Regions from separate parts of the Homo sapiens genome. Here all the other regions are linked to region 1. A link is a loop called in an ENCODE intact Hi-C map of the cell type or tissue named here. Cell type or tissue: A673. All regions are shown on one strand. Each heading gives the region's core, and the rest is flanking DNA. Links, peaks and the distances in the headings are about the cores only. Region 1 has its middle 96 kb from the start of MTERF1. Region 2 overlaps CDK14 (cyclin dependent kinase 14). Region 3 overlaps MTERF1 (mitochondrial transcription termination factor 1).

Region 1 (10,812 bases), core at 1,433-9,432:
AAATAATTGGCCAATATTCTTCAAAATTGCCATGGTCATAAAAGACCAAAAAAGAATGAGGAACTTCCTAGATTGGATGGAACTAAGGAGACATGATAACTGAATGCAGCATGTGATATCCTAGATTTGATCTTGGTCCAGAAAAATTCCTAGTGGGGTAACTGTCAAAATTTGAATAAGGTCTGTAGTTTAAATAACACTATTGCAGCCATGTTAATTTCCTGATTTTGATAATTTATATATTGTATTTATATAAGTTATTAACATTTGGAGTAACTAAGTGAAGAGTTTATGCACATTCTTTGAACTCTTTTTACAAAAAAAAAAAAAGAAAGAAAGAAAAGCTGTGGACTCTAGTATCATGCTATCTAATATGGTGGCCGCTAGTCACATGTGGCTATAAATTGAAATGCAGCTTGTCCAATTTGAGATGTGCTATAAGCATAAAATACACACTAATTTTAAAGAGTTAAGTTTTAAGGAGTTCAGTACATTTTTTTTAACTTATTTTTCAGTTTTGCCCTCAGGGCAACCACACAAGTAAATAAGTCCCATTATTTTATAATATGTGAAGTTTTGTTGTTGTTTTGGTTTGTTTTTTATTTTTATATTTTTAATTATAAATTCACAAATTATAGTTGTGTACATTTATGGGGTAGAAAGTGATGTTATGATTTATGAATACAATGTGGTTTGTGTCATGTTTTTTCTAAAAGTCAATAGTACTCACATTGACCATATATCCTTTTCTAGACTTGGTTCTTAATGGCTTAGGATTTTTCAAAAGCTTCAGCCTCTCCCAACTAAAAGATAATCAAAGGAATGTGCCACAGACTCAGAGGGGAAAAAATATGTTTTCATGATGGTCTAAAAATACTTTGATTAATAAATGCATTGTTGAAATCAGTAATAGCTTCCCCCAAAAAAAACATTTTGAGAGACCATATTTTAGTTATGTAGATTCTGAATTAAGTTTCTTTATAGTCAGATTACATTTTAGACACATTTTTGTCTTTGTTGTAACCTGCAAAGCTTATGAACCAGATGAATAGTGGTTTCTGCCTTTTTGTATTTGCAACATACAATTGCTACTCTTTTTTTATTTAAAGACACATGCATAAAACCTACTCCTAAACATTTTTAAAGCAAATATTTCATTTTATGTTTAAATACATTTAAGTTGGGTTTTTGGTCTCTAAAGCATAAAGAGTACGTCTTGGGTTCACTGGGACGACTCTGGGATTTCGCAAAACCTGAGCTGGAAATTACAGTCCTGAACTAAGACTCAAGCAACACAGGATTATGGAAAGTCCTGGTATTATTTCAAGTCAGGATTTTCTTCCATATCCAATTTCACCCAAAGTCGAGCATTAGTCAGCCTGAACCTTTCATATAGCAGAAAGGAGATTTGATTAATGTGATTTCTTTGTAGAAAAATCTAAGAAGATTAAGGCACAATGATATAGGAAAAGCATGCCCTTTATCGACATGACATTCTTCAGCACTATATAGAGGTCTGAAGATCTTTCTCATCATTAGATTGTTCACACTAGCTGCATCTGAAAAAGGGAAAAAAATCTATCATCAGGAAAAACTTTCAACTTTTCACATTTTAGTTTCCATCTCACGAACAGGTCAACAAATCTAGAGGTTGGTATCGATTTCACTCTATACACAGGAAAGGGCATTTTTCAAGGAAACATTTGCAGATTACTTCCCCAACCCACCCACCCCACCCCTCTTCTAGGGACTGAGTTTTGTGATGGTCCTTGGGGAAAAAAATTAGAACCTTCTAGATGATTTCTGTACTCAGTGAAGCACAATGCAAAATAAATCCAGTTGGTGTGATTTCCATTAACTATTCTCCATCTGTGCATTCTGAAAATCTAATACTAACCAGGAGGTATGCTTCTCTGATATGAGAAAATGAATTCAAAGCTGGTTTAAAACATATATATATGTATGTATTTATATATATATGCACACACATATATATCAAATGTCATCTGCCTCTTCCACTTTTATATACATTTGTGTGAAAAAATATATGTTGAGCAAAAAAGAATAAAATTAAAATACCTTTCCCTAGATCCTCTCAACTTTCAGAATATGGATATTATACTCCCACTGCTTTGCTCAAATGTAGACCATTTGAGAATGCGATAGATGAAGAAGTAAATTACTTTCAACAGATCATTTCCAAAGTTGTTTTCTCCTTGGACTATCACATGTCAATTTGATGGATATGAATCTGAAGATCCTGTTACAATTGAAAGGGCTGCAGGGTCAGAATTTACTGAGCAGCCTTCTTTGTACATCTCAGCTGCCCAGCTAAGACACCTCAGTGCTCACAACTTAAAGAACCCCTACTGTGGCAGTCAGGGGCCTCTTGATCCTGCACTTTTCTTCAGAAATCTGACAACCCAGTCAAGGGTACCTAAATGGATACAAAAACTACCTTAGCTCTGGGGGAGAGGGATAAAAACTGATGAACCTGGTATTTAATATCCATATCCTCAAATACAATTTACATTGTTACATGATGGCATAAACACTCAACTCCTGACTTTTAAAATGATAAAAGTTTTTTGTTTTTTAGGTTTATTTAAGAGTTGGGGTCTTGCTATGTTGCCCAGGCTGGAGTGCAGCAGCTATTCATAAGCATAATCATAGCACACTGTGGCCTCTAACTCCTGGCCTCAACCAATCAATACCCCTGCCTCAGGCTGCTGAGTAACTGGGACTGCAGGCACGTACCACCACACCCAGCTAAAATACAAATTTTTGACAGTCACTGTTACTACAATCTTCACAACCAAGTATAATAAGACATAGTACTAGTACGTTAATTAGTCAGTTACATTAAAAACTACTCTCATTTTGATAAATTAATCCTAGTATAGGTAAAATAGAAAAAAACTACAACATAACTCATCATAGAGAAAGTAATATAGTTATGTGAATAGACAGGAATAACTAACACTCACTATCTGTTCTCAAGTAAAACCATAAGCTTTTATTCTTAATATCACAAAGAAAAGATATATAAAACCAAAAGTTATAATACTTAACAGAGAAACAATAACAAGAGTCAAGGATGTCCTTACAATCCATTTCTAGTAGGTTGAGCCATATGAAATTGTCATTTTTGAAGGCCAAAAGAGGTTGAATACCAGGTATTTCATATGTTTCCATCTAATAATAAATACTGTACTATAATTCAAATTAGATCTAGAATCCATTCACTTCTCCCCATTTCCACCACCACCATCTTCCACCTGGAAAATTTCAATAGCTTCCTAACTGGTCCCCCTGCTTCCACTCTCCTCTGCAATTTATTCTCTCTTCTGCAACCAGAGTATTCCTTTTTTAACCTTTTATTTAAGCTTAACAGACATTAAAAGTGCACAAATCATGAGTGTACAACTTGATGAATTTTCACAGACTCAGCACATCCACGTGACCAGTGCCCAGAACAAAGAATAGAATATTCACAAAAATGGACTCATGCACTGTGTCCTTTTTTGCATTTGGCTTTTTTCACTCAACATTATATTTAAGTTGACACATTATTTCATGTTATTAGGTACCATAGAGCAACAAATTAGTCATTTTCCTTGCTGTATAACATCTTGTTGTAGGAATAGATCACACTTTATCTATCCATTCCACTGTTGATGAACCAGAGTAAGCTTTTTAAAATGTAAATAAGATCAGGTAATTTCCCAACTTCAAACTCTTCACTTGCTTCACTTTGCAGTGGCGCTAGCCCACCTGTCCTATTTACCCTGCCACACCTGCAGCCCCTTCTCCTCACCCCCATGCTCCATCCACACTGCCCTCCTTTCTATTCTCTCTCTCTGTTTTCCATTCCTGAGATGTTCTCCCTAGCCACTATCAGTCTGTCTTCTACCCACCTAATTCGAAACCAAATGTATAGGGCTGGCTCTGCCTCATCCTTCAACCTCAACAGGGATCATCTTCTTAGGGATGGCTTCCTTAACCTTCTTCCTTGGAATACTCCCTTATTCTATTTCACACCAATCTGCTTGTTTCACCTTGACTTTTCACTTTATTTCACCTTGACTTTCCTCTGAGAAGAAAACATTAAGGATAAAATGCCTACATTATCAATAGCAGAGAGAAATATAATTCAGTTCTTTTTAAAGCAGAGCTCCACCCAAGGGGAAAAAAGATTTACTATCTAAGGTATAGCCAAGCCTCAATTCATGAAATCAATTCAGTTTAATAGAAACATCAGTCTAGCTGGTTTTCCGACATAGCGTTAAGGGTTTTTTTAATGATTGACAATTTTTCATTTTTCAATATGTTACTTTGGCATCATAGCCAGTCAGAATGAGAATTAAGTGCTCCAAGAGGTTCAGGATCAGAGAAATGTTGAGACCAAAGTCCTATTATTCCATTTCCAAATTCCAAACTAGATTTCTAAGATGCTCTGCAATATGCCTTGTGGGTTGTTTCCTGCAGGCAAAGTGGCAGTGACTTCTCACAAAACTATAGAGCTCCAATAACAAAATCCTTTCAGCTGAAAAAAAGGCTGATTTTATAAGGAAAGTGTTTACAATGTTTTCTACAACATACAAATGTTTGTACAAAGAAAAATGAAGCAAAGTTTTAACTCATCTTTTCAAAACTAAACCAGAGTTTAAAATCAAGCTACTAGAAGTAAACTGGTGCATTTATGCAATTTGTGAGTCCTAGACATTTCTAGTTAAGCAAAGAAAAGTGGTGTGTAAAAAAACAGTAATGTATTTTTAAAGGGTAGTAGGGAAATTAAATGTGTTCAGTTGAGTTTAACTTCTTCAAGAAATAAGCTTCTTATGCTGGTAAGAAATGGGTCATAGCAATAAAAGTATGCTGTAAATTCAACTTGACAAATGGGAAAATGAATTCCTGAGGGTAAGGCCTATTAAAAGAATATATTAATTTAATCATGCAGTGAATATTTCTGAGTAGCTTGTATATATGCAAGAAACTGCCTTACATATTTTAATGAGGAAAAACATAGTATTAGTTAATATAGCAATAATTTTTTCTATTACTAACTTCTCAGCTATAATATAGAAAGATCAAATATAAGGAAAAAAAGTTAAGCCTCTATATAGAGATGCAAGTTTCTAATACTTGCTTATAAACTTCAAAATTCAATAATGTGTCACACCCACAACTTAAAGACATGTGCAGAGCATTAGTCATTTCAGTGAACAGAAAAGCGACCTGCTTCTTCTGCATAAAATGTGATATGATGCCACCTTATGGTTGAAAATTAAACCTTATGTTTTAGGATGATAAACAATTATTTTCAGATGTACTTTCTTAGATGCCTGAAGGAAAAGATGCTGAGTACCACTAAACCTGTAAAATTTACAAATCGAAGTGCACAGAATCAACTTACCTCTGTGAAGAAAACATAAAACAGTTATGATGCAAGTGTGCAATGTCTGGCACGTAGGAAGAGTGCCTATTTGGGTTGCATTTAGGTGGCTGCTCATCTGTCTGCTCATTCTAGTTATTTTTATAACAAATCTCCGTTAGATTTTTCTAGCTCAAATCACTGTTCTTTACTTCCAAGTTTATAAAAACAAAAAAAGTATAAAGTGAAACTAAGCAAAAGTTTTTCAAATTCACCACATAATTTACTATTAGGATGAATCATATAAAAGTTCCATTTTTGTGAATCAAAAATTGTCCAGTATGGGAAATTCCATAAGATTCCTTCTAGAGTTATCTTAAGCATAAATGTGAATTTAATAATCTCAGATAATAAATAACCATGGTATTAGTCCATCATCAAGTGTCAGTCCCTCTTCACTAAACTACTGGTGAAACTCTTACACAGAAGAAACCTGGCTTTGTCCTTTCTCAAGTACCCTTCATCAATGGCACTCCTCTATGACACACCAATCCTCTGCTTGGGCTCCACTGTGCCTTCATATCTTCCACTGATCCACCATTCAATACTGTTCCAACTTTAAAGTGGGGCACTGTTATCAGCCAAATTTTTATAATCTTGGTTAATTCTATTTTTATTTACTATTGAACAAATCCAGAAACTTTGGGAAATACAGATCTTCTTTAATGCATATCCTATAAAATGCTGCTTCCAAAATTATTTGTCATCTCAGTATTGCTATAAAGCCTCAATTGTTCCTGAGAGGATAAACTAACTTCCAGCCTGAGAGAAACCTAAAAAGTTCTCTCTTATTCTAAAGTTTTTTCTTTTGTCACAATATTATTCTTCCTTCTCCCTTCTCCAGTAATGATAACTGCAGTTAAAACTCTCAAGTGACTTTTTAACCAAAATGTTTAGTGCTCAACTGTTGAACCCTTATTATATATGTAGGTTATTCTATCTTAGCAGTAAACTTGAGGGGAATGTTATAGGAACATTATAGAAACAAATTAACTTGTAAACATGAATATAAAATTATTGCAAAACTCAGGAAATCAAATGTAAAATGTTAATATCAGAAGAAACTGGGTGACGGGCATATGGGAACTCTGTAGTATCTTGGCAACTTTTCCATATATATAAAATTATTTCAAAGCAAAAGCTTGATTAAAAAAAAAAAGTTCAGGGAATCAGAACCAGAGTCACAGGTATTAATTTGTCTTCTCTCCAACAGCTTTGCCAGATTGAGGTTTCTTTTCCTCTTTTGCACATTTATTTATGTATTCTATACACTCGGGCCCCCTTACATCAGTAAGGAATTGGAGCTGTCATCTTACTCCATAGGAGAAAGGCCAGCCTGGTGGCTCCTTGTTTGAAGTTCCCTGCTCAAATGCCAATGTAGATAGGGGCATGATTGCTCTGTGAGCTTAGCCAGGTCACTTCCCTCTCTGCACTTTGTTTTCATCTTATGCCTAAAGGGACAGATAATACTTACCTCCCACCTCTACTTGAAAAGGAAGGAAGGCTAAAAAGTTAATCTGAACATATTTTTATAAAGGAAAAACATTTTTAAGTTCCAGTTTTGTACATAATACAGAATATTAATATCTACTGTTTTTGTCAGCCTTAGATAGTAAGCTTCTTGAAGCAGATCCTGCTCTTTGATTCACAATAGATACTCTTGAGTCGCTTCACAAATAATGATGCCAATTCTTAACTCTTAAGTTTTCATCCTGAAATTTCAGATTAATTTAGAGTAGCTTTTGCAGCCACCCATGAGTACATTGGTGTTAATGATGCACCCATTTTCCTTTCCTCAATGTTTGCTTTACTTCTAATAGAGCACAAGAGCCTAAAAATCTACCTTTAGAACATTATTTACATCCTGAGAAAGGACTTGTGCCCAGAATCACATGATAACACATAGACCTTGACTCAAGGGCCAACTTGTACTCTCCCATTTGGCTGCCATTTCACTCCTGACGCTGTCTCTGTTTAACCTTTTGGCCCCTCAAGAGAAGTAGCAGAAGCCACTGAATGAGGAATGGGGGTTCTCAGAAGTCACTGAGATTAAAGGGGTCCACCCTGCAGGAACAGCATTTCTCTCTTCCTAGGCAGTTTTTGCTGCTCCTGTCAGGTGGTAAGAAGAGGAGAGAGGTTTTTATTATTATTATTATTAATCCCAAACTGTCAACTTCAAAGGAGGAATTTAGAAGTTTCACAATTAGAAAAAATACATAATGTAATGGTTGCTGGTGATGTACACAGCCTATGTTAAGGAGAGAGACAGAGCCTAAAGATTCTTACCCCAGTGGAGCGCCACTCGGACTTATGCATGAGGAAATCTATTTACCATATGTTAGCTTCATGCTCTCCTCTTTCTTCTAAGGAAAAATTTGCTTTTCTGAGGACATGACGGACTTTTCTTTCCTACAGGCCTAGATAATATATTACTTAGCCTTGAGAAACTGAGAAATCCCCCACTGTGTCACCTTCTAGAGCCCCTGTCAACCCTTTGCAACTCCAAGAGACAAGTCACTCCTACTTTCCAGAAAACATTCAGAAGCAAGCACCAGCCCTTCCCCAGAGGTCAAGCAGCAGAAAGGGCCTTCCACTGCAGGTGTGAGAGAAAATCTGAGCTCACTCCTTTATCGCCTTGCTTAGGGCTGGCTGTACAATCTCCTCATCAAAAAACATAGTGAGAACAATCAGCATATGGAAGGACCCAAATATAATCAGGATGTGAGGATCTGACAAAGTTCAAATACATTACAATTTAGAGCTGCTATGTCTAGTACGTTAACCACCAGCCACATGCAGCTACTTAAATTTAAATTTAAATAAATTAGAAACTTAGTTCTCCAGTCACACTAGCCAACAGTAGCTGTTGTATTGCACAGCCCAGATATAGAGCATTTCCATCATTGCAGAAATCTGTACTGGAAAGACTGATATAGCTAACACAGGAAAATACATTTTAATTCTTCAAATCCTACTATGTCATCTTTTATTCCTTTTAGTAAACATTTGTTGAACAACTACTTCCTGCAAGTCACTGGACAAGGTGCGGTAGAGCATAGAAAGATGAGTATGACTGTAAGTGGCCCTCAGGACCTTTGAGATTTAGAAATCTAAGATAAGTAACTATCTATAAGATAGAAATACATACCGTAGAGAAAGAACAACCAAATTGTTGTGCTTAAACAAGTAGAAATGTATGCAACCATTTCACACTGAGCTTCAGCAGTCCCAGAATTCCAAGATAACAAGTACTGTCCTGACTGAGAAGCTGCACATTTCCATGCTGTCGGTTCCATGGAAACAGCATTTGGATGTGTTCCATCAAAACTGCTTTGAAAAATGGTCCAAAGCAGAATTTACTTTTGTGAGAAAAAAATACAAAAAACATAAGAGGCACCACATGCTAATGGAAGTAGCACAAGATTTGGAGTCAGAAGATCTGTTTGAGAGCCAGCCTTATCCTTGCTACCTGTGTGATGCTGGGTAAGCCACTTAACTTCTCTGGGCCTCAGGATTCTCATTTTCAAAGTGGGAAAAATAATCCCTACCCCATATGCCCCATAAGGGAACACTGTAAAAATAATTAAGATACTGAAAGCACCTCAGAAGCAGTAGGATGCTATATTATTATTACCACAGAAAGTGACATGAAACTTTGGAGGACATATAAATCCATAACTGCAAGCAAGTAAATTTTAAAGGCATGTGGAAGGTTCAAGTTCTACACAGTGAATATAATCAAATTCTCAATCTGGGGATTTTTCTTAGATTTAAGAGCACAAACATATACTCCCTGAGCACCTTTATCTCTTCTACAGGGACCACAGCCAGGCCAAGTTCACTCCATCTTCATCCCAGAGGATAATTTGCCTCATGCCAGCATGAAGGACACCATAGCATCAAGGATGAACTTACTCTGAATGACAAATAATTAAAACTTCCTGGCTAGAACAAGTCAACCACTGAATGGGAAAATTGTATATTTTTGTTGTTGTTGTTTGCTTGTTTTGTTTTGTTTGGATATGGACAATAGAATGGATCAGTAGGATCATTGCTATCCTGTACAAATGGGAGGAAAGAAGGTCTTGGAACAATTGCTAGATATGTGTTCTGTTGATTTCATGAATAATTACAATAAGAATTTCACACTTTGTAATCACAAGCTTTTGAGTCTGTCCGTGAAAATGCTAAATGCTTCTGTAAACGTAAAATGATACCACTTTTACTTTCCTGCAACTCCCAGCAATAACATGGGATGATTTCTGTTTCAGCAGAGTGTGTGACCAGAATTGGGGTTTTTTCCAGATGTGCATAGAATGGTTTCAATTACCTAGTGCCATGCCTTAATTTTTGAGCATCCCCTTGAACCTATTGGGTTTGGCAGTTCCAGCAAAAGCATGGAACTGTGGAAGGGGCTGTCCAGCCATTCAAGCTATGGTTTCACCATACTCACCATGTACTGGCAAGAACTAGCGTGTAATAGAATAGAAATGCTTATGTTGGGATGCAAGGCACCGAATAGCATAAATTCTAAACAAGGAGGTCTAAGGTTAAAATAATAAACTTTAAATGATGTATGCCACATGTGACATTTTGGTTCCAGATGTAACAAAACCAAACCAAAGTCTTTTGCTAGACAATTCTAAAACAATATTACTCTCCTAGGTTTCTGATTCTGATTTTGCCCAGTTGCTCACAGATTACACTCTGGCAAACTTGGAGACAACACAATACTGTTTAAAATACACATGCTGGGAAACCTGCATGATGATCTGCACTAAATCATCCCTGGATTCTTTGTTACTGTGGTCACTTAACCATTTCCACAAATGTGGCATGGACTTTTTCTTCTGGAGAAAAATTTTAAATAATCACTATAAGTAAGTAGTACAGTGAACTCTCTCCCTCCTTGAATAAAACAATAGTCATTTGTTCTAAAATAATTGGCCACTTATCCCATATCTCAGCAATTTATAGCTCAACTGTCTAAAACTGAAATTGCAACATTTTAATAGCAAATTACAGACTTATCAGTCATGGAAGAGTCCGGAAGTGGGTTCCAAAAAGTCCAAAGTTTGGTATACATTTCATAACCCAGTTGAAAGATCCAATAGTCTTTTCTTCACTATTTCAAAATTCTATTTTTTAATTATTTTGAAAACTTTGAAGTACATATTCTATCTTGAAATGCTTCAACATTTATATCCTTAAGCTCTGGAGTATAAAACAATCACGGGAATAACTATTATTTAGTTTGGTGTTCTATCACCATGTCTTTGTGAGGAAGGTAAGTTATTGATAACCTTACTTCATTGTATTATAATAAGGCTAATATGGTAGCCAGGAATGGTGGCATGCACCAGTAGCCCCAGCAACTC
Region 2 (10,812 bases), core at 1,249-9,248, 700 kb before region 1:
TGATAAAAAACCAAGAATCCAATATTAAATTTGGTACCAGCTATGAAAAGTGAAATTTGAAACAGTAGAAGAAATGTAAATGGCCAGAAAGCGTATGAAAAGAAGTCCAAGAATGTTTTATCAAGTGTAGCTTTGGCAACATGTAAAAAACTGATAACAACCAATGCTAGAAGACGTATGGAGAAAGTGACATACTTTTTCATCACTGGTGGGAAAATGAAAAGTACTCTGTCGGCATTTATTAAAATGTAAAATATGCATACCGTTTGCCAAGCAATTCTATATTGGGGAATCTATCCAACAGAAATGAAAGCATCTGTAGGTAGAGAGACATGTACAAGGATATTTGCTGAAGTATTGTTTGTAAGGGAAAAGAAATTGGAAACTACTTAAAGGTTCATCAATGGGAGAACAGTTAAATAAATTATGGTACTTCTATTTTATAGAACGTTATACGATTTTAAAACAATTGTTACAGGCCAGGCGCAGTGGCTCACTTGTGTAATCCCAGCACTTTGGGAGGCCAAGGCAGGTCGATCACCTGAGGTCAGGAATTCGAGACCAGCCTGGCCAGCATGATGACACCCTGTCTCTACTAAAAATACAAAAATTAGCTGGGTGTGGCAGCACATGCCTGTAATTCCAGCTACTTGGGAGGCTGAGGCAGGAGAATCGCTTGAATCCGGGAGGCGGAGGTTGCAGTGAGCTGAGATTGGGCCATTGCACTACAGCGTGGGCAACAGAGCAAGGCTCTGTCTGAAAAAAAAAATTGTTACATATATTCTTGATTTGAAGGACTATCCAGTATATTTTGTTAAGTGCCAATAGAGTTTCAAGGGTAATGTTTATTGTAAAATCCGTTCAAAAAATCAATGGTATATATGTTCGTACATAAGGATGGGTGTATTTCATAAACAAAAAAATATGTGAAAAGGGACATAGCAAATCATTAACAATTGGTATATCATCAGAAGTGAAAGAATTTGCAGCTGAAGAGATTATAATGTCTATTCTGTATCACTTGATTGTTTAACTTGGTAAAACAAACATGTTCCTTTTTAAACTAAAACAAATCTAAAGATTGTTCACTGATAAATGTAAATATACGGTATAGGACCCTGGTAGTTTGGCTTTGAGCATGTATAAATACCATACAATATAGGAAAGGAGACCCAATATTATTGTATTTGGTCAGAGAAATCATCATAGGAAAAAAACAGCAAGTCTCACTTGACGAAATGTGTTGATATGCTTTTGTAAATCTACTTACAGGTTGGAGGTTTGGAATTTGCATTTCTTTTTTCAACTCAATTAAAACTTAGTTGTTCTAAGAAATAGTTATTAGGAAGCCAAATTATGAAATAAACCATCTTAGACTAAAGAAAACAATGCTTCACCGTTTAATATGTTGTTATCTTCCTGTTTTACTCTTTATAACTGCCCAGTATAAAAGTGAAGACCTTACTATGCTGGCCTAACTGACTGAGTAGCCCACTCTTTTTTTAAAGTTGAAGTTTTTTCAACATACTTGTAATATATACATTTGATACAAAGATTGTTTATCATTTTTCTTTTTTATTTCAGAACGCTTTACCCTGTACAGCTCTAAAAACCTTAGACAAGCATGGAATAAGTAAGTCTTTATACAGATTGTGCTCATTCTCTTTCTTTCTCTTTTAATATTTACAACTCTTCTCATACGTTTTTCATGGCATTGTTGATTCATCCTGCTGTGTATTTATTCATTCATTTAACCATTAAACTGCTGTTAAACCTTAACTGTGTGCTAGCTACTATGTTCAGCCTGAGCCAACACTGTATGAATTTGAGTTCCTAGAGCGATGTGGCATTGCTTCAGAACTGTAAATCCTAAAATTCCTTGTGGTCAGCCTTCTTGCAGCTAAATTCCAAGAAATATTTTTGTATCAGCAACATAGCATTTAGAAAATATAATATAATGACTGACTTTCTAATATAAATGATGTTGGTGACAACTTTTGAGCTAAAGTTGATCTTTCAGATTTTTTCACTTCGCATATTTTTCCCTTACGCCTTATTGGGAAGCTAAATGCATTTATGACTGAAGTGTGTGTTCTCCATTTATTTCATGTCTGTTCTCTCATCTGACCTTACTTCATTTTATTTGTTGTTTTTGAGATTTCATAAAATCTGAAGATCTGGATTTTGTAGTTACTCAGGAGACTTTTATTGCAAGCCAATGTGTTAGAAAATCATTAGAAGTGGGAAACAGTAATTTAGTCATTCCCGTTTACTTGTGAGTGTCACATTTCAAGGTTTATGCTGGATAAAAGACAACTGGAACTGGTTTGATTAAATAAACTGTAATTTGTCATAAAATTTTGTCTACTTGGAATTTAGTGTTATACTCACATTTTTTCACTGTTATCACGTTTAATTTTGGATACTCCCAGTTATGAAAAAAATAACAAAAAACTTTTTCATATTAAAATGCTGCTAATCCGTGCTCTCAGTGGATACAGTGGACAGCTAATGGCGAGGAACTCATGAAATGAATACATTAAATTCTGCGGTAGTTTACTTTAGGGATTTGGCCATTTATTTTTATTAAATTTGTACCTCGAATAACACATAGGTATAATCATTTTTGTCTAACCTGGGGCTTTGCATGTGCCATTTGAAGAGCCAGTTCTTAACCTCAAGGCTCCCCTGGGAAGCATTCCCTCTCCTGGGAGCTTCCTGTGCATGCTCCTCTTCTCTGCCTCCCCATTTCCTGATCACTGGTCTAACATATTTTAATTAAGTGCTTTTATACACCAGATAATATATACAGTATACAGTTCCTACCTTAATTAAATGATCAAACACATTCCTCTCATAGGAATAAGACATCATTCCTTCCAACCAGATAACCACTTTATGAAACAATTCTTGATAAAGCCATTGAATCTCTAAACCTACATTTAAAGTAACAGGAAAATCTGAAACTATCATACTGTAGCATAGCAGCATTTCTGGAGAATAGGTAATTAGAATTACAGAATTACAGAATTTATCATTAGAATTAATTCAAAGGCATTTAATAAACTGAGTCCCACCATTAGTCCCACTTTTTAAATATTTTAAGGAAAATGATAAAAGCTGAGCTTGAGGTAAGATTTTAAAATTATGAACATGACTTGTTTAGAACGATGCTATTTTTAAGTCCTTGTAAGTTTTGCCTTAAGGGTTTATTTCAGAAACACTAAGTAATAAAATCATTACTAAAAATATTAAAATGCTACTTTCTGGTATTCCAGTATTAAGTGCTGAATCTTTAGAGCCAAGCTGTAGCCTCTAGCCAATTCAAACCAAGGCAATTTAAAGAGAACTAAGATGCAGAGACGTTAATTATATTATTGATTCTTCCTCCAAATGGTCCTTGCAACCATCATCAGCATTTCAGCATCTTTCACTTAAGGAGTGAGATCAGAATTCAAAAGAACTACATTAAAAGACTATTACGCGAGTGATGGTTTTCTCTATTTCCAACTAATTTGCTTGTCTATAGCACAATTACTAAACTGAAGCAACTGTTAAATTCTCTTGTACAGTGGTAATAGGTTTAAAATAAATTGAACTAATTTGCAAGAACTAATTTGAATTCAGTTTAGATGGGTTAATATAAGATAGGTGGGTTAATATAAAAAAGTAGGTCACTGTTCAAAATTAAGTAACAATGCTTTTAAAAATATGTATTAACCTAGGTATTGAAGCTAGTGGAGATGTTAACCTGCCTAAGAGAGTAGGAATTTCTTGAGAAATGAATCCTTAAGTTTATTTGAATAGCTATAACAAAAGACCCAGTTTATTTTGGGGCCAACTCTGCCCTAAGTAACACCTAGGCAATTCCCTGCTGACTTCATTTATGTCAGCAACCATGGGCATAATTTCATCCTTTGAAAGATATTTTTATTGTTCTGGGAAAACAAAGCAGCAATGGGAGAAAATATAAGATCCAACAGATATCCAAATTCAAAAGAATAATAGAAAGAAGAAATCTTAATTATGCGATTGAGAATAATAAATATATATTAAAAAAAAAGGAAAGTCCTTTTATTCCCTCATACTAGAAGTGCATAATCCATGTGGGCTCTTCCTCCATAAAGGGGATTGTGGATTAAAGGGAGACAAATCTTAATTTTATAAAAACATGTACTGTTTTCTGACTGCCTTCAAACCATTCTATTTTATTTCATTGCAGTTATACTCTCCCTATTTCTCTTCCAAATCTCTCTATTTATAGTTGTCTGACATTGGCATGTATGTGCAATCAACCAAGAATTTTAGCCACTTAAAAGATCTTTTATTATTTTGGCTGGAGAAGAAGCCTTAGTGTATGCTCTCCAGCAAAGTTAAGGGGAAGATTCCAGGAACACATTTGCTTGTTTTGGAACTTTTAAACAGCTGAATGATTTCGGAGGTTTGAAAGTATCAAAAAGAGAACTAAGGATAAACCACTAAGTCACAGAAGACAGATCTGGAAAAGACCGCTTGTGGCTGGTAACAAGAAGCACGTCTACAGACTTGAATAGGCACAGGTTAACCTTTTCCTGCTTGTTCCCACACATGTTATGGTTCTGCTTATCCTCTCTTAGTTAAGTAAAACTGGATTTCTCCTAAGAACTTATAAAAATTGGTATTCTAAATTGTGTAGTAAATACAGAGACATTTAAACAAAGGTACCTTTCTGGAAACACAAAAATAGAGAAGAAAAATCTTACCTGCTACAATTGAATGTACCAGCAGAGTCTCCAACCTGAATTTAAAAGATTTAGAAATGTTTCCTAACTTTGTGTTCTTGAACTTTCCTTGAGTATTTTATCTGACTTGATGTTTAACTTCCAAGACATATTTTAAAGGTGACTTGCTAGATAGTTGAGTTACATATGCATAAAACATAATGTATTTAAAATAATATTCGGAGGAATAACGTAACTTTCACTCTGTATTTATGTTGGTGGTGCTCTATTGTATTTTTCTTGTCATTATAGCTGATGTGTACCATTAAGATTTAAGTCAGAGAATTCGCAACAAACTGAAAGACCCTGTTTTCCATTCTCCCTAATGTTCTAAGTCGATCTAAAATTTTCTAACATAATAATATATTGCAAAGTAAGCTAGAGTTGTAAATGTCTTTCCCTGTTTAAAAATGTGAGAGGAAGGTAAGAACACTGTTATTTCACTAGGAGGAGCAGTTGAGTTGAGTGAGTTCTTAAATCATCTTTCCCCACTTTCACTTTTTTTTTTCATTGTTGATCATTTTTGTTATAATTCTATTTACTTCAAAGTAACAATTTTAATTTATTTAGTGCCTGGAGACTTCTTCTTGTAATATTTTCAAAGAAATTATTCTATACATCACTATTAAATGTTTGAGGGATGGGTTTATTGGATGGATAAACTCTAAAGCAGACACTAAAGCAGACCTTTTGGAATTCCAGTCTTATAACTCAAAGGGTGAGCTGCAGCTGTCCACTGCCCAGCTCTATGGATTTGAGTTCAGCATTAGAACACTGCATGAGGTGTAGTTCTTCACCACATGCCATACCCTTGAAAATGTACTGTTTTCAATATGCAGACAGTCCAATCCAAGCAGGTCTCTTGTCCTGACCCTGCACTGCCATACATAGTATTGTTTGGAGGCCCCCAAAGGCTCACCTGCTTGCTTGGAAGTTGCAGTTCATAGCAATTTCTGGAGACATTTGTTTTCATAAGAATGAATCATTAGTTCAGTTACTAAAAGCATTATGTGGATATGATGTTTATCAAAACCCCCTAAACCCCTTGCCATCTAATAGAAAGCAGCTCTTCTAGGAAATTGCAGATAGGATTCTTGAAAGGAAAAAGAGGAGGACCTAAAATAGGAGATGCTTTCCAGGCCCTGGTGGGAGTCCTAGAGAGCCTTGGAAAAGACAATAAAGATCTGTCCAAAGATTCAGGTTGCAAGCAGGTGCCAGGAGGACAAAGAGAAAACTATCTGAGTGGAAGATGGTAAATTTGCCAAAGGCCTAGCCCTGATCACTAGCAGTGGCAACAGCATAAATGTGAAAGCATATGAAACGGACATAGTCAAAGGCCTGACATGCAACTCATCTCCACAGATATAGTTGTGATGGAACTAACAGTTAGCCTTTTGCAATGTACATTGTCACATCCCCACATATGCTTATGGCAGTCTTTTGAGGTAGGGCAGATATTATCATCTTGATTGTATAGCCTAAAATTAAAAACAGGCTTATGAGATCAAATGATCAGCACAATTGAAAATAACAACTAGGAATATATGTACTCCAGTGAATCTTATGAAGGGAATATTATCCATTTTAAAACCCCATATTCATGGGAGCTTATCAATATCTAATTTTATTTTGTTCTCGCCGCAGCCATGGGTGGGGATATCTCTTCTGGGACCTGATGTCATTCCCCATCTAGATTTCATGCAGCCAGGAGAGCTGGGACAGAACAGAAGCCTGACTTCCTCTGTCCTGGGGAAAACAGTGTTTGCAGCTGGCTGACTGCCCACACCACCAACTTGGGCCTCTCCTGCCCACTGCTGGGTAATGCACCATGGGAAAAAGGCTGGCTTTGTGACAGTCTAAGTGCCAGAGATGACAGGCCTGCCTGCTACCCACTCACACCCTACCAGTGAGGTTTGTCACCTCTTCCACACAGCTCCCACTGCCCCCAAGAGGTTAAGCCCTGTCATTTTGTGTCATTGCCAGATTTCTTATCCATGTCTCTTTTTTTGTAGCAAAGAATTCAGTGTCATTAATAACCCCTGGTGATGGCCAAGGGCAGGCCCCATGCTATTTGTTATCTGTTGGACACGCGTTTTTTGATCCCCTTCTGATAGACAGAAAATACCCATCTTCTCTCTTACTAATTGGCAGTATGTGCCAGGCTTGGGAGTTGGCAACAGCCATTGCTTTTCATCCTTTCAGATTACGTGTTGGACTCCTCATCCAAAAGTGCACGCTTACGATGCGGCTAATACCTTCCTCCTGCCATCCAGCTCATTAAGGAATAAAACCCAACCCTACTTCTGAAGTGGCACAGAGCTTCTAGAGGCAGCTGGGCTGCTCATTTCCCTGAAAGGAGGAGATGGAATTAGGCTTTCTCGAAGTCTTCTCCAAACAGATTCTAGAAGCATAAACTGTAGGAGTTCCTCTGTTCTCCCAAATATGCCATGGGTGTTTGTATTCTGCGACTGCCATAACAAATTACCACACATTTATTGGTGTAGAATAGTACAAACATGTTACCTTACAGTACTGTCAGGCAGAAGTCTGGAAGAGCTGAGCTGATTTCTTTTCTCTGGGTCTCACAAGGCCAAAATCAAGATGTTGACCAACTTGGGGTTTTATCTAGAGGCTTTCGGGGAGAATTTACTCCCATGCTCATGCAGGTTGTTGGCAGAATTCAGTTCCTTGGGGGGTATGGCTGAGGTCTCACTTCCTTGCTCGCTGTCTCCACCCGCTCAACGCCTCCTGCATGCTTCATCACATAGCCACCTTCTCCATCAAACAAGCTTCTGATCTCTCTGACTTCCTGTCTGCCCCATTTCCTCTGCCTCCAGCAGGAGAAAGTTCTCTGCTTCTGAAGGTTCATGTAATTAGATTGGGCCCACCTGGTTAATCCAGGTTACTCTCTCTGTACAGTCCCTTTTGCTGTGAAAAGTTACCTGTTCACCAGCTTCAGGGGTTAACAGGTGGACATCTTTGGGGGCCATTTTGCTTATCAGAAGTGGGTACTAGAGTTTCCCATTCAATCCGGAGTCATGGAGTGAAGCAGAGCACAGGGGAGCAAATCCAGTCCTAGCCAGGTCAGACACCGTCTATTTTGCCTGGTCTCTGACCCATCAGGTAACAGGCATAGGCTTCTGACTTCAAGTTGCCTGGTTCACAACTGGTATCTTTAAAATTATGTATAAGGAAGAAATCAGTTTTTATCTCTAGCACAGAGGAAAAAGAGATTATGCTCAAGAAGGCCGCTGGCCTCTGAGGTAACTGAAAGTTTGGCCCGACATTTCTAGGTCTGTGCTGACAAATGCAGTAGCCATTAGGCCTCTGTGGTTCCAGGGCACTTAAAATGTGACTACTGTGATTTAGGAACTGAATTTTTTTACTATATTTAAATGTAATTAACAAGAGTTAAGGGCCACATGTGGTTGGTTGCTGCCATATTGGGTGACACAATTCTAGATCATTTAAATGCTCGTCAGTGTAATACAAATGTGGATGTCTGCTGCTTTGGAAACACTACACTAAAGAGTCATTGCATTTTGCACTCAAGTGTCCAGAGATCTTGCTTTTTATTTTTGCTTCTCACCCCTATCTTTTATTTGTAAACACCCTGAGTATAATAGCTCTGGAGTACCCAATAAGCATAATAAATCTGCAGGGGGAATAGTGGAAATATCAAAGAACATCAAGCAGACATTCCTTTCCCTGCCTCCTCCCCTCCAGAAGCCACGCTGTTCCCTCCTGAGGGGCGCAGCCTGTTGCAAGTGTCTCTATTCCTTTCTCCTTCTTGTGTTGTCTCTCTCTCTTTTCTGTTGGGAACTGTTAGGGGTTAGACACACAGCTCTCTACCCTTTTTGAACTCCCTTAAGAATTCACCTCTCTGCTGTTGTTCCCGATCTCCTTGATCTCCCCTAACTCTACTCAGAAAACACCGTAAAGGCTCAGCTTCCTGTTCATCACATATGAGATGCTATTGAGAGGGGCTCCATTTTCTAAATAAGCCTTCCAAATAAAGAGCTGATCCAGGTCTTCCTCACTGGGCCCCTGTGGGTGTGTGTGTGTGTGTGTGTGTGTATATATCTTAATTCTTAAGTTTTAGGACATTGAAAACTACCACATTTTACAAAGTGAAGCATGAACAGAAATGCAGTCATTTTTACCTCTCCTTATGTAAAAGAAACACATGATATGTGATACCTTTCCTCAAATTTATTGATATCATTTTCATTTGATTAAGAAAATATTTACAAATTTAGTGAATGTTCAGCCTCAAAATAAAGATGAATATAAGAAGTCACTGGAGAAAAACACTATTCGCTTTTAGCGTTTTTGTTTTGTTTTTTTGCAGCTTTATTGCCCAGGCTGCAGTGGCATGATCATGGCTCACTACAGCCTTGACCTCCAGGGCTCAAGCAATCCTCCCACCTCAGCCTCCCAAGTAGCTGGGACTATAAGTACCTACCACCATCCCTAGCTAAGAAAGAGATGATTTTAACAACAATGTCATCCCTAGTATCCACTGTTACCCATTCCACCTTCTACTTATTTGATTTTCATGAAACAATATATCCCTCTCTTCATTTGGGGAGACTTTATAATACTGGGGCTCAATTTCTATTCATTGTGAGGATAGAGCTCCTAGAGTATTCTTATTAACACCTGCATCTAACATGTTGTGTACATAGTGGTCTTACTGACCTAAGAATATACCATCAATAAATAGTATTGACATAGCAAAGAAAAAAACAGAAGAGAGGAAGGAAGGTTGCACAAGCTAATTATTGACACAAATAGCAATTAAATGCTTGGAGCCAGCATCATCTTTGGTAGCATAGGAACCAGGTTCATCCCTAGTTCCACTACTGAGCTGTGTAATATTCAGGAAGCTCATTAACCTCTCTGAGCCTCAGCTTTTCAATTTGTATAACCTCTTGGCAGGATTATTGTTTAATCTTTAAGTAAGGTAAGGGTATAAATTACTGGGTACCTTACTAGACACAGTCCTTTGGCAAATATTAGTTTACCTCCCTTCTCTTTTTCAGTGCTCCCTGTCCTACCTCCCAGTGAGAGCGTTTCATTCAGCTCCGAATAAGCAATTACTCTTGAACATGGATACCACTCCTACATAGAGTCCCCAGACATCTTCTGGAATATTCTTTTTACCTTCTTAGGGGCACATGCTGAACTGCTTGGTCACCAAAACTTTTTTTTTTTAATGCTTGTTGTGTAAAAACAAGATTTCCCCTTCCTCAACAGTTTCTTCCTAAGAGTGGTGTGTTAACAAATAGCGTTGTACATAATTAATGCAATACTGTGATTTGTTCTTAGTCTTGAAACACATTTTATTAGACAGTTTTCCAAATTAGATTGAAAGAAACCCATAGACAGGTCACTGTTACCAAGTTCAAATGTCTATTGGACCTTTTCTTGTAATATAACCTGTACACAAACTGATGGATAACCCTAAGCCAGATGTGTGGGATCTGGGCATCCATTTGGCCCAGTCATTTCAGAGGTGAGACTAAAAGTAATTATCCTTGCTGTTTACAGCATTTAAAGGGGGAAGGTAGATGAATTATCTCTCAAAACACAATGAATAAAGGCTGGGAGCATGGCCATGCCATATCTGTTGTGGTGAGGAAAATGGGAAGGGGATTCTGAAAGTAACTGGCCTTTTTCTTTTAGACACTGAGCCACATCCATACCCTAAGGCACAGATCCCATGTTAAACGGTTATTTCCATCATGGCAGTGACATTTACTTTAACAACAGATTTCATTATGTCTTTAACAACAACAAAAATGCACTGAAAAGCCTGAAACACACACATACACAACTCCCAACACAATTATTTTTCTGTCTTCTCTGAAAGAATATTTTAAAATCATTTCAACATCTTTGGGATTTCAGAAAAATCTAGTATTGGTTTACAATGGAAGTCTCATAGAGTTTATATATATGTGTGTGTGTGTGTGTGTGTGTGGTTATTATTACTCAGACTATAAATGAGACAAATGAATAGAAATATTAAAGGGATCAATATTCTGGC
Region 3 (10,812 bases), core at 1,481-9,480, 82 kb after region 1:
AAAAAAGTTTAAGGAAGGTGGTAGATGGGAGGCAGCTGGTGGAGAGCTTGCATTTCATCACAAGGGAACAGTGAAACTTCCATAGAACGCCTATTCATCTTTTCACCACGGTATCACCACAGTTGACCACTGCCTCCTTCTTGAAATACTATCCTCTCCTAGCTTCCACAACTCCATCCATTCCTAGCTTTTTTTTTCCACTCAACCTCCAAATGTTGGAGAACTTAAGGCTGGGTCCTAGACTCTCTTGTCTGTTCCTCCTCTAAAGCATTCTCAAAATTTTAATTATCATTTGTATGCCATTAATCCCAGAAGTTATAGTTCTACCTCAGAATTCTCCTCTAAACTCTACTCATATATCTAAATGGCTTCTTTGACAAGTCTACTTGAATGTCCCACCTGCATCTTGTCCAGAAAAGGGATTCTGACAGATACCAGCAAGCATCACTTAGAACACAATAGAGCTAACTCACAGGCAGAAGGTCTGCAGCTTGCATGGGTCTCTTGTCCTCTAGCCATCCTGTGGAGAGGCATGGTTGGGCCGGCATGCCACTGGACACACCACTGGTATATCCTCAAACAGAATGACCCTTCCTACTATTGCTGTTGGTCTTTACACAGCTTTGTGAGCAAAGAGAAACTATATTTGGGTCACCTGGTTCTCATAAAAGGTACCAACCAGTGCTGGGAACAGCGCTGATGATACCCGAAAATCTTTTTGAGAAGGGTAATGAAGTGCAGGCACTCACACCAGGGGAAAAAAGGCCATCAGTGATGTCTCATTGCCAGACAATCCATAGGAGGCGTCAGGGTCATCCATCATCCTTCTTGTCTCTTCATACATCCCAAGTTTAACATGTCCAAAGCTATATGCTTTATTACCTGTATCCTAAACCCTTTTCCCTCCAATTTATTACATCTCCAAAGGTACTGCCACATACTTCTTGCTTAAGCTGAAATTCAAGGAGTTATCCTTAATTCCTCCCTCTCCCAAATTCCTCACATCCAATCCATCACCAAATTCTATAAGGATGTCTGGTCCAATATGGCTGTCATTAGCCACATATGGCAACTAAGCGCTTGAAAGGTGGCTGGCCCAAATTGAGGTGTGCTTTAGGCATAAAATATGCATCAGATTTGAAGATGTAGTACAAAAACAGAATGTCAAATAGCTCAATAAATTTTATATTGAGTATGTGTTTGTGAAAACATTTTTATATACTGGGTTAAATTATTAAGTTAATTTCACCTATTTCCTTTTTATTTTTTTAATGTGGTTACAAGAAAAATTAAAATATACATATGGCTTGTATTCCTGGCTCAAAATAAATCTATTGGGCGCTGCTGTTGTCAAGTGTATCTATCAACTTCTTCCCAAATCTACTGTCACCACCCTAATCCAAGTCACCATCATTTCTGGCCTGAACTACTACAATGGCTTCCTTATTGATCTACACGTTTCCTCACTTGTCCCATTCCAAATGATTCTTCTCACAAGTTACTGGACTCAGTTGTAAATGTAAATTCCATTATATTTTCCTATTTGCTTAACAAGTCTCAATGATTTTCTCATTGTCCTTAAAATCCAATCTTCCTTTCACGGACTTTGACGCCCTGCATGTAATATGTTTCCAGCCCCCCACATCCCCACTCATCTTTATGACTTCATCTAAATTCTGCTTTGCCCCACCACTTACTATTCTCCAGAAGCACTGGGCATTCTTCCATTTCTAAGACATACCACACTTATACCCAGTAGGGCCTTCACACCAACCATTTCCTATGTCTGTAATGCTCTGCCTCACTCATTGGCCATCTCCTTCTTATCCTTCAAGTCTCAGCTTACATTTTAGCTCCCTAAGAGGCCATTCCTGATTGGCCAGTCTGTTTCCGCCCTTCATTCTCCAACCCAGAACTGTTTCCTTGTAACACTTTTCTCAATTTATAGTTACTTATTTATTTGTATATTTAGCTGATAATTGCTCTATCATTCTCCGCTAGACTGTAAGCTCCATGATAGGAGGGACCAGGTCTGTTCAGCCTAGCAATATAGACCCAGTATTGGTCAGGAAATTATTTTAGGGGCACTGTATAGAATATTTAGGAGTAGGGGCTGGGCGCAGTGGCTCATGCCTGTAATCCCAACACTTTGGGAGGCCAAGGCGGGTGGATCACCTGAGGTCAGGAGTTCAAGACCAGCCTGGCCAACATAGTGAAACCCCATCTCTACTAAAAATACAAAGGTTAGCTGGGTGTGGTGGCAAGCACCTGTAGTCCCAGCTACTTGGAAGGCTGAGGCAGGAGAATCACTGGAACCTGGGAGGAAGAAGTTGCAGTGAGCCAATATCACACCACTGTACTCCAGCCTGGGCAATAAAGCAAGACTCCATCTCAAAAAAAAAAAAAAAAAAAAAAAAAGGAATATTTAGGAGTAGGAATTAGAAGTGAAAAGGTTAGAGGCAAAAGAAAAGAATCCAAGAAGAGCAATTAAAGTCCATTCTGATGATCTAGCAATCCCACTACTGGCTATGTTTCCAAAGGAAATGAAATCAGTATATCAAAAAGAAGATATCATTATGTCTTCACTCTTGTGCTCATGCAGCATTATTCACAATAGCCAAGATATGGACTCAATCTAAGTGTCCATCAACAGCTGAACAGCTAAAAAAAAAATGTGGTATATATACACAAGCAACTACTATTCAGCCTTATAAAGAAGGAAATTCTGTCATTTGCAACCACATGGATGAACCTGGAGGACACTATATTAAGTGAAATAAGCCAGGCATTGAAAGACAAATATATTATCTCACTTACATGTGGAATCTAAAAAATACAAACTCACAGAAGCAGAGAGTAGAATCAGGGAAGGATTGGGCAAATGTTGGCCAAAGGATACAAAATTTCAATTAGACGGGAGGAGTAAGTCCAAGAGATCCACTGTACAACATGGTGACTCTAGTTAATAATAATGTGTTATATACTTGAAAATTGCTGACCAGGCATAGTGGCTCATGCCTGTAATCCCAGCACCTTGGGAGGCCAAAGCAGGCGGATCACTGGAGCCCAGGAGTTCGAGACCAGCCTGGGCAACATGGTGAAACCCTGTCTCTACAAAAAACTACAAAGAATTAGCTGGGCGTGGTGGCGCATACCTGCAGTCCCAGCTACTCGGAAGGCTGAGGTGGGAGGATCACCTGAGACAGGAAGGTCGAGCCTGCAGTGAGCTGTGATCACACCACTGCACTCTAGCTAGGCAACAGGGTAAGACCCTGTCTCAAAAAAAAAAAAAATGAATGAAAGAAAAACAAAATTGCTAAGAAAGTAGATTTTAAGTGCTCTCACTACAAAAAAAGATAAGTATGTGAAATAAGGCATATTTTAATAAGCTTGATTTGGCCATTCCACAATGTATACATATATCAAAACATGTTGTACACCATAAAAAAAATACAATTTTTATTTTTGTCACTTAAAATAGTTATACCATGGAATACTATGCAGCCATAAAAAGGAACAAGATCATGTCCTTTGCAGGGACATAGATGGAGCTGGAAGCCATTATCCTCAGCAAACTGACACAGGAACAGAAAACCAAACACCACATGTTCTCACTTATAAGTGGGAGCTGAACAGTGGGAACACATGGACACAGGGAGTGGAACAACACACAATGGAGCATGCTGCAGCAGGGGTTGGGGGAGGAAGAGCATCAGAATAAATAGCTAATGCATGTGGGGCTTAATACCTAGGTGATGGGTTGATAGGTGCAGCAAACCACCATGGCACACATTTGCCTATGTAACAAACCTGCACGTCCTATCAGTCTTTGATAACCTTTCCAGGAAGTTCCATTATGCTACATGGAAAGAAAATGGGATTCTCTGGACAAGCTCTGAGCTCTATTAATTCTCTATGGTGACCTCCTGAGCCCAAAGAGGCCTCCTGGAATGCCAGTCTTTTCCCTATAGGTCTCAAACAGCACATCCCTTAACCACAGCGGTCCAGGCTTGCCAAGTCTCCAATTTACATAAAGACAAGTCATAAATGATATGTGATGTGGAAGAATGCTTATCATATATTTATAAAAACAGGTTTAAAATAGTTATTACATAAGAATCCAGTGTCAAGCACAATAGTGCATAGTCAGTGCTCAACAAATATGTGTTCAATAATTTAATTAATTTTAGCCAGAAAATGGGTATTTATTTTCTACACAAAACATACATGCATGGGGAAAAAAAACTAGAAAGTTATATTAAATAATATTAACAAGTACTATCTCAGGGTTATTGGAATTATAAGTACTTTTTGTGTGTGCGCTCTTCTGTGTTTTCCAATGTTGGGTAATTACATGACTATTTTGCAATCAGGAAAAAAATATTATTTTTATAAACAAACCAACAAACTATCAAAGCTACTACTGAGCTCTTCCATGCTCCCAACAGCATCAATGTTGGCAGTAACTCAGAATGTGGTCTTTATATAAATAGCAGTTTGACTGGGAAAGGAGGAGAGGGTGTACTTAGGTTCTCTGAAGGTCCTAGTTGACCAAGCCATTGCCAAGGTGTCACCCTTGCTCACGGACTCTAGGGAAGAAAATATAGGAGCACAAGGCAAAACTTACCTAAAGAAGTATTAACTTCACCCTAGGGGATTGGGAGAGGGAGAGAATTTCTCTATCTGATGACAGATCTGTTCCAGAGTCTGCTGTCAAATCTTCAGATGTCAGGTAGAATTTGAACCAGAATTCAACTTGATTAGGGCATGATGCAGACAATAAAGACATAACATCATTTAACTCCAGAGACTTCAACCTCTTTTGTAGCCACCATAACATCTAGGGCATGCTTTGTACATATGGTGCTTTATACCGCATTTATTTTACTTTTTTCGAATTCTACCATTTTCCCTCACATATCAATCCTCAGATCTAGAACTATTTACCAAATCACAGTTAAGTGGGCAAGGTCATTAAAGCAGCTATTAGATGCCATGGGAGACCCAAGAGCACATGCATTTGTTTGCAACTTTTTCTAAATGATGGAGAAATCAAGGATAGTTTATAATGTGCATATAACATTTAGTCTCACAACAAAATCTGATTCCCTCACTTCAGATGTCACAATTAGGATCTCTATTTAAAAAAACTCCTAAACCCCCAAAAAGATGAAAATTTAAGATCAGTTGCAATCATGTGGAGAACATACCACTTTATGTTGGGTTTTGTGTACAAATACACAACAAATACCACCACAGAAGTTGACAGGTGAAAATTAAGTAAGAACAGAAGATTTGGCAGTAGTAACTGAATAAGTATAAAGACATTGCTGTATATTTTTAAGCATTAACATTGTGTAACAAACAAGGTGTTAAACTTAGATGAAAATGAAAAAAGCACCCTAATGTAATTTCAGAACTAAGACAATGAAAAATGAAAAAGTGGTACTTGAAAAAGAAAGAAAGAGAGAGAGAGAGGAAGGAAGGAAGGAAGGAAGGAAGGAAGGAAGGAAGAAAGGAAGGAAGGAAGGAAGGGAGAGAGAAAAGAAAAAGAATAACCATTAAAAGAAAACAGTTTCAGACATTAAACTAACAGGGAAATATATATATGCAAAAGTATCTGTTTATTTTCTTACAGCTTAAGGCTGACAACCTACAGAAAAAATGGCACAGTGCCGACCTCTTTTGGCATTTAAAGGACGCTTAATTTAGTTTGGATTATCAGCCAGATTTAGAGCTAATTGGCTTTAGAAACTGTACAGCAAAACCTCTATCTAGTTCCCCCTACAGTTCATGAAGTTCTACACACAAGTAAACACAGATTAAGACCTAATTTTAATCTTTTTAATCAGTTATATATAATTTATATACTTGTTATCACAAAGTTAAACTTTAATTCTGTGAATAATTTATCACATTCAGCTAAAACAGTAAGCTATAGCCAGCTGTATTGTACTTATATGAATTGCAAACATAAAGCTTCATTCAGAAGGGCTTCTGAAGTAGCTGTGCAGGTCAGAGAGAGAAATTCAAACATACAGAGTGGGATAATGCTGATCTAACTGCACTAATTTTGTCATAGACACTTTAGTTGATATTTAGGGTACAACATGACAATCAGTTCTCCCTAACTGCAGTAAAGCAAAAAAAAAAAAAAAAAAAAAAAAAAAAAAGATTGCCTCTAACTTGGGTGGTTGCAGCCTACTTTCCTTGGAAAAGGAGGCTATATGTAGCTGTATGACAGCGTAAACCCAATCCATTAACTAATTAAATAAACCAGTGCTTAACAGGGCATGGGACTTCATAAGAGCCTTTGTTTTCTTGTGACGAAAAGGTCAAAATCTAGGTTTTTTTTTTTTCTTCTTTAAGAGATGGTGGCTTCCTATGTTGCCCAGGATGGACTCAAACTCCTGGGCTCAAGGAATCCTCTCATCTCAGGCTCCCGAGTAGCTAGGAATACAGACACGAGCCACCATGTCTAGCTGGAAGTTAGACTTTATCTGCATTCCTGGAATAGTAAAAGCAAAGCACGGGTCAGCTGCTTTCGGTAAATTCTAGCCCATAGGTCCAAGTCAAGTTCCAGGAAGCCCCCTATGAAAAAGATTCTGATATTAGTACCAGTGTTTAGTTCATGTCATGGCCTGACTTAAGTATAGGTCATTAAGTGTAATGCCAAGGCAGGGGCTTGAGTGGTTTGGAGCTCATGACTGTTCCACTTGGAATTTATCCTGGTGTATGAATACGAATCTATCAATATTTTTTTTCAGGTGGCTTCCCAGTTCTCCCAACACTTTTACTGAAAAGATACTGTCTAACTATTTATGTCAATATAGAAACATAAAGTCAAATATATTTGTTTAGTAGACTTGAAGAGAGCCTAGAAACACACTCAGAGACATGTAAACAGCATCAGACGAAGATGGCATTTCAAATCAGAGTTGAATGGATTTTTCAGCTTTGCTGAGGTATAACTGAAGTGTACTAAACTGCACATATTTAAAACATATAATTTGATACATTTTGACTCACAAAACAATCACCACAATCAAGATGATGAATATATAGATCACTCCCAAAAGTTTCCCTGTAGTCTTTTGCAGTCCTTTCTTCATGGCCTTCTTCATCCATCCACCCCATCTCGGTAACCAATGATCTGCTTTCTGTCACCACAAATTAGTGAGCACTGTCTAGAATTTTATGTAAACTGAATAATAAAGATTTTACTCTTTCGCTTCTTTCATTCAGCATATTTTGAGATTTGCTCATGTAGTTGCATGTATCAATATTTCATTATTTCATATTGGTGAGTAATATTCCACTGCCTGAATATATCACAATGTACTTTTCAATTCCATGTTGTTCCAATGTCCATTGGGTTACTTCCAGTTTTTGGTTATTCCAAGTAAAGCTGTTTGAACAAGTACAATTATTTGAATAGACATAAAGCATGGCAATGTTAATTTCAATGTAGAATTCAAACCAAAATGTATTAACTACAATAAGAGAGAGCTTTATATTGCTGTCTACCAAAAAGATACAGGTCAATAGCTTTCATATAAGCCTTTACAACAACTTTCCATTGTTGTAAAAGATCTATTCTGAACAAAACACCAGGCCCAGATAATTTCAAAGTTGTGCCAAACTTTAAAGAAATGATCATTTCCAGTTTTCAAACAGTTTCAAAACATAGGGAAAAAATAGTAAGCTTCCAAATTATCTTGAGGCTAGCACAGCCCCGATCCAAAAACCTGACAAAGTGGCAACCTCCTTCCCCTATTAAAAAAAAAAAAAAAAAAAAAAAAAATCTATGTACCAAAACTTTCATAATAAAAGGTAGGAAGGATCTGTAGACCAATCTCCCTTGTGAATACTAATGAAAATCTAAGTAAAATATTAGTAAATTGAATAGGGCATAGGTTTTAAGTAAAAACAAAAAGTGATATGCAGAAATCCACTGATGTCATTCATTAAATGATTAAGAGATTACTTTTAAAGGATTTTTTTTCAAAAACCATCTTTCATCCCTGATTTAAATAAATAAACCCCTTTGTGAACTAAGAATAAAAGGATATCTCTTCAACCTCATGATAAATAGGTTAGCTGAGACTTTGTTTCTTTGTATTGTTCAAAGACTTTTACAATGATTATTACCACAGAATAAATTCATTTCCAAGGTAAACTTTTAAAAGAAAGAGAATTATGGTGGGCAGAATTTGAAGGTACCTTGAGAGCTGGTGAAAGTGGCACTGGGATATTCAAAATGGAAATGAAAGAATTAGCATATCATCATACTAAAATTGTTCATAATTAACATAAAGCAATTCATGTACAAAAGTTCATTAATCTTCACATAATATTTCTATTAAGGACAAATAAATCCCAAATACTGATCAGAAAAATAGTGAAACTGAGACAGAAAATGAAATTCCATCAGTGTATCTTCTATTTCTTCCCAAAATCTAATAATAATACAGTCCTGCTATTCTAGCTCGCTTGTGCCAAACTTTTCCTGAACTGTATAACAATGGACTATTACCAAAGTTTGTGGCTAGGGTTCTGCCATCAACAGTTCTCTACTGGATCTCCACTAGATGGTAGCAAGTAAGGAGGCATTACAGACTAACAAGGAAGGAGCCAGTAGTCAGGGTTTTGTTTTGTTTTTTTACAGGAAAGCTATATTGTTGGATCTTTAGCCATAGACCATGTACCTACCCAGCCTTAGAAATTATTTAAGGGGAGAAATTACTAGTTTAATAACCCAATAAACCCATCTATAAATATTCACTTTTTAAATTCCTTCCTGCTAAATTCATCTGGAAGAAACTCATTTTTTTTCTTTTTAATCTGTGATATTATCCAAATTCTTGCAGTTATTTGAAAGTGCTCAAATTTATGGCAATAATTTAGAATGGTTTCCATTAAAAATGAAGTTTTACAGATCCATCTGACATTTGGAGAACGGCAAAATGCAGCACTCTTAATATTTATATTTTCTAGACCAAAATTTTAAGTTATAAAATATACCAACGATTAAAACATGGTGGTATGCATTAACACTACGGAATACTGAAATAATCTAGGTAGGATTTTCAAAAAATTGCTAATGTACTAAAATTTACTCACTCTGACCAATGGTGACAAATTATGGTTTATCCAAAGAACAGAATTTCATGCAGCCATTAAAAAATCATGTTATAGGTAAATACTTGATTTTGTAATTAGTTACTAAAGAATACTTAGTATGTTCAGGATCTATTACACTAAAAAAATTATAAAATAGTTTGGTTTCAAACATATATGCCACTCATCTACTCATATTACATGCACGTATGGATATGTCTACCAACAAAAACAATAGGAAGAGTCACCAAAATGTTAATGATCTCTGAGAGATAAGATTATAGTTATTTTCTTTTGGGGGGTTTATTTTCTATCTTTTCCCATCATAAACATGGATTTTTTCACTCATGACAAAATATTACTGAAGATTTCTGTAATTTATTTTTTGAGACAGGGTCTCACCCTTGCCCATGCTGGAGTTCAGTGGCACAGTTGTAGCTCACTGCAATCTCAAACTTCTGAGCTCAAGGGATCCTTCCACCTCAGCCTCTGAATAGCTAGGACTAGAGGTGCGCACCACTATGGCCGGCCTTTTTTTTTTTTTTTTTTTCCCTACTAGCAATGATATCTTGCTAGTATTACCCAGGCTGGTCTTGAACTCCTGGGCTCAAGCAATCCTCCCACCTCGGCCTCCCAAATTGCTGGGATTACAGGCGTGAGCTGGGATTACATGGCTGGCCAATATTTCTATAATTCTATCTTTAAAAAAAAAGAATTGACTCTCCCTTGATCAGACTCAAACCTTAAAGTATGACATGTTAATTTTGCCTGACAGGCATTATCTGTTTGTTTCTCCAAAGTTTTCCTTCCCCCATCCCCTACTGCCCAATGATCAAGTGCTGTACTGTACTTCAGTGCAACCCACATTCTCTCTGGCCACTTGCAACTATCGTTGCTATACCATTTCTCATCAGCCCAGCTACAATCCTATGATCTGCTGATGTCAATAAACTATTATCTCTTCTACCCACCTCCTTCAAGTCCCTTATGAGCTTGTTAGATTCCAAAACAATACCTCAGAAAACACTCGCGTACAATTCAGAAGACTTAAGAAATCAATACTTTAAGCCATAACAGTAAAATGTATTCCCAATACTACTGTACCCATACAATGGAATATTACTTGCCAAAAAAAATGAAATACTAATATGTGCTACATGGATGAACCTTGAAAATATGCTAAGTGAAAGAAGCCAGTCACAAAAGACCATACTGTATGATTCCATTTATATGAAATGCTCAGAATAAACAAATTTATAGACACAGAAAACAGATTCATTTTTGCTTAGGCTTGGGGGAACAAATGGAGGGAAATAATGGGGATTCACTAACAGGTACAAGGTTTCTGTTAGGACTGCAAACATATTCTAAAACTAGATTGTGGTGATGGTTGCTGCTATGGTTTGACTATCCATCCCCTCCAAAACTCATGTTGAAATTTAATCCCCAATGTGGCAGTATTGAGAGGTGGGGCCTTTAAGAGGTGACTGGATCATAAGGGCTATGTCATCAGAAATTGATTAATCTATTCATGGATTAATGAATTAATAGGCTATCATGGGAGTGGACTGGTGGCTTTATAAGAGGAAAAGAGACCTAAGTACATTAGCAATCGCCATGTGATACACTGTGCCGCCTCAGGACTCTTCAGAGTCCCCACCAGCAAGAAGGCTCTCACCAGATGTGGCCCCT

The links. Hi-C counts contacts between places; a loop is a spot of excess contacts. Peaks named below come from ENCODE experiments on the same cell type or tissue, not always from the same donor. Only the 100,000 strongest peaks of a DNase experiment are listed, where the experiment ranks them.
Region 2: it touches region 1 in a loop (10-fold over the local background); 65 of 110 quality-filtered maps call a loop at or near these places.
Region 3: it touches region 1 in a loop (3-fold over the local background); 2 of 110 quality-filtered maps call a loop at or near these places.

Annotation. Positions count from the first base shown.
Region 1 is chr7:91,779,392-91,790,203 of GRCh38, forward strand. No RefSeq gene overlaps it. Among named protein-coding and RNA genes, the nearest start is that of MTERF1, 96 kb to the right of the region's middle. In A673, for the core only: CTCF peaks have their summits at 5,288 and 5,488; a DNase peak (open chromatin) is centred at 5,240; H3K27ac peaks cover 623 bases.
Region 2 is chr7:91,077,848-91,088,659 of GRCh38, forward strand. CDK14 (cyclin dependent kinase 14) reads left to right here. Exons shown (of 15, transcript NM_001287135.2): 12 at 1,585-1,633. Among named protein-coding and RNA genes, the nearest start is that of FZD1, 180 kb to the right of the region's middle. In A673, for the core only: a CTCF peak has its summit at 5,199; DNase peaks (open chromatin) are centred at 2,714, 5,214 and 6,594; H3K27ac peaks cover 6,437 bases.
Region 3 is chr7:91,861,276-91,872,087 of GRCh38, forward strand. MTERF1 (mitochondrial transcription termination factor 1) reads right to left here. Exons shown (of 3, transcript NM_006980.5): 3 at 9,654-10,812. Among named protein-coding and RNA genes, the nearest start is that of MTERF1, 14 kb to the right of the region's middle. In A673, for the core only: CTCF peaks have their summits at 5,827 (motif pointing left) and 8,588 (motif pointing right); DNase peaks (open chromatin) are centred at 4,646 and 5,676; H3K27ac peaks cover 6,455 bases.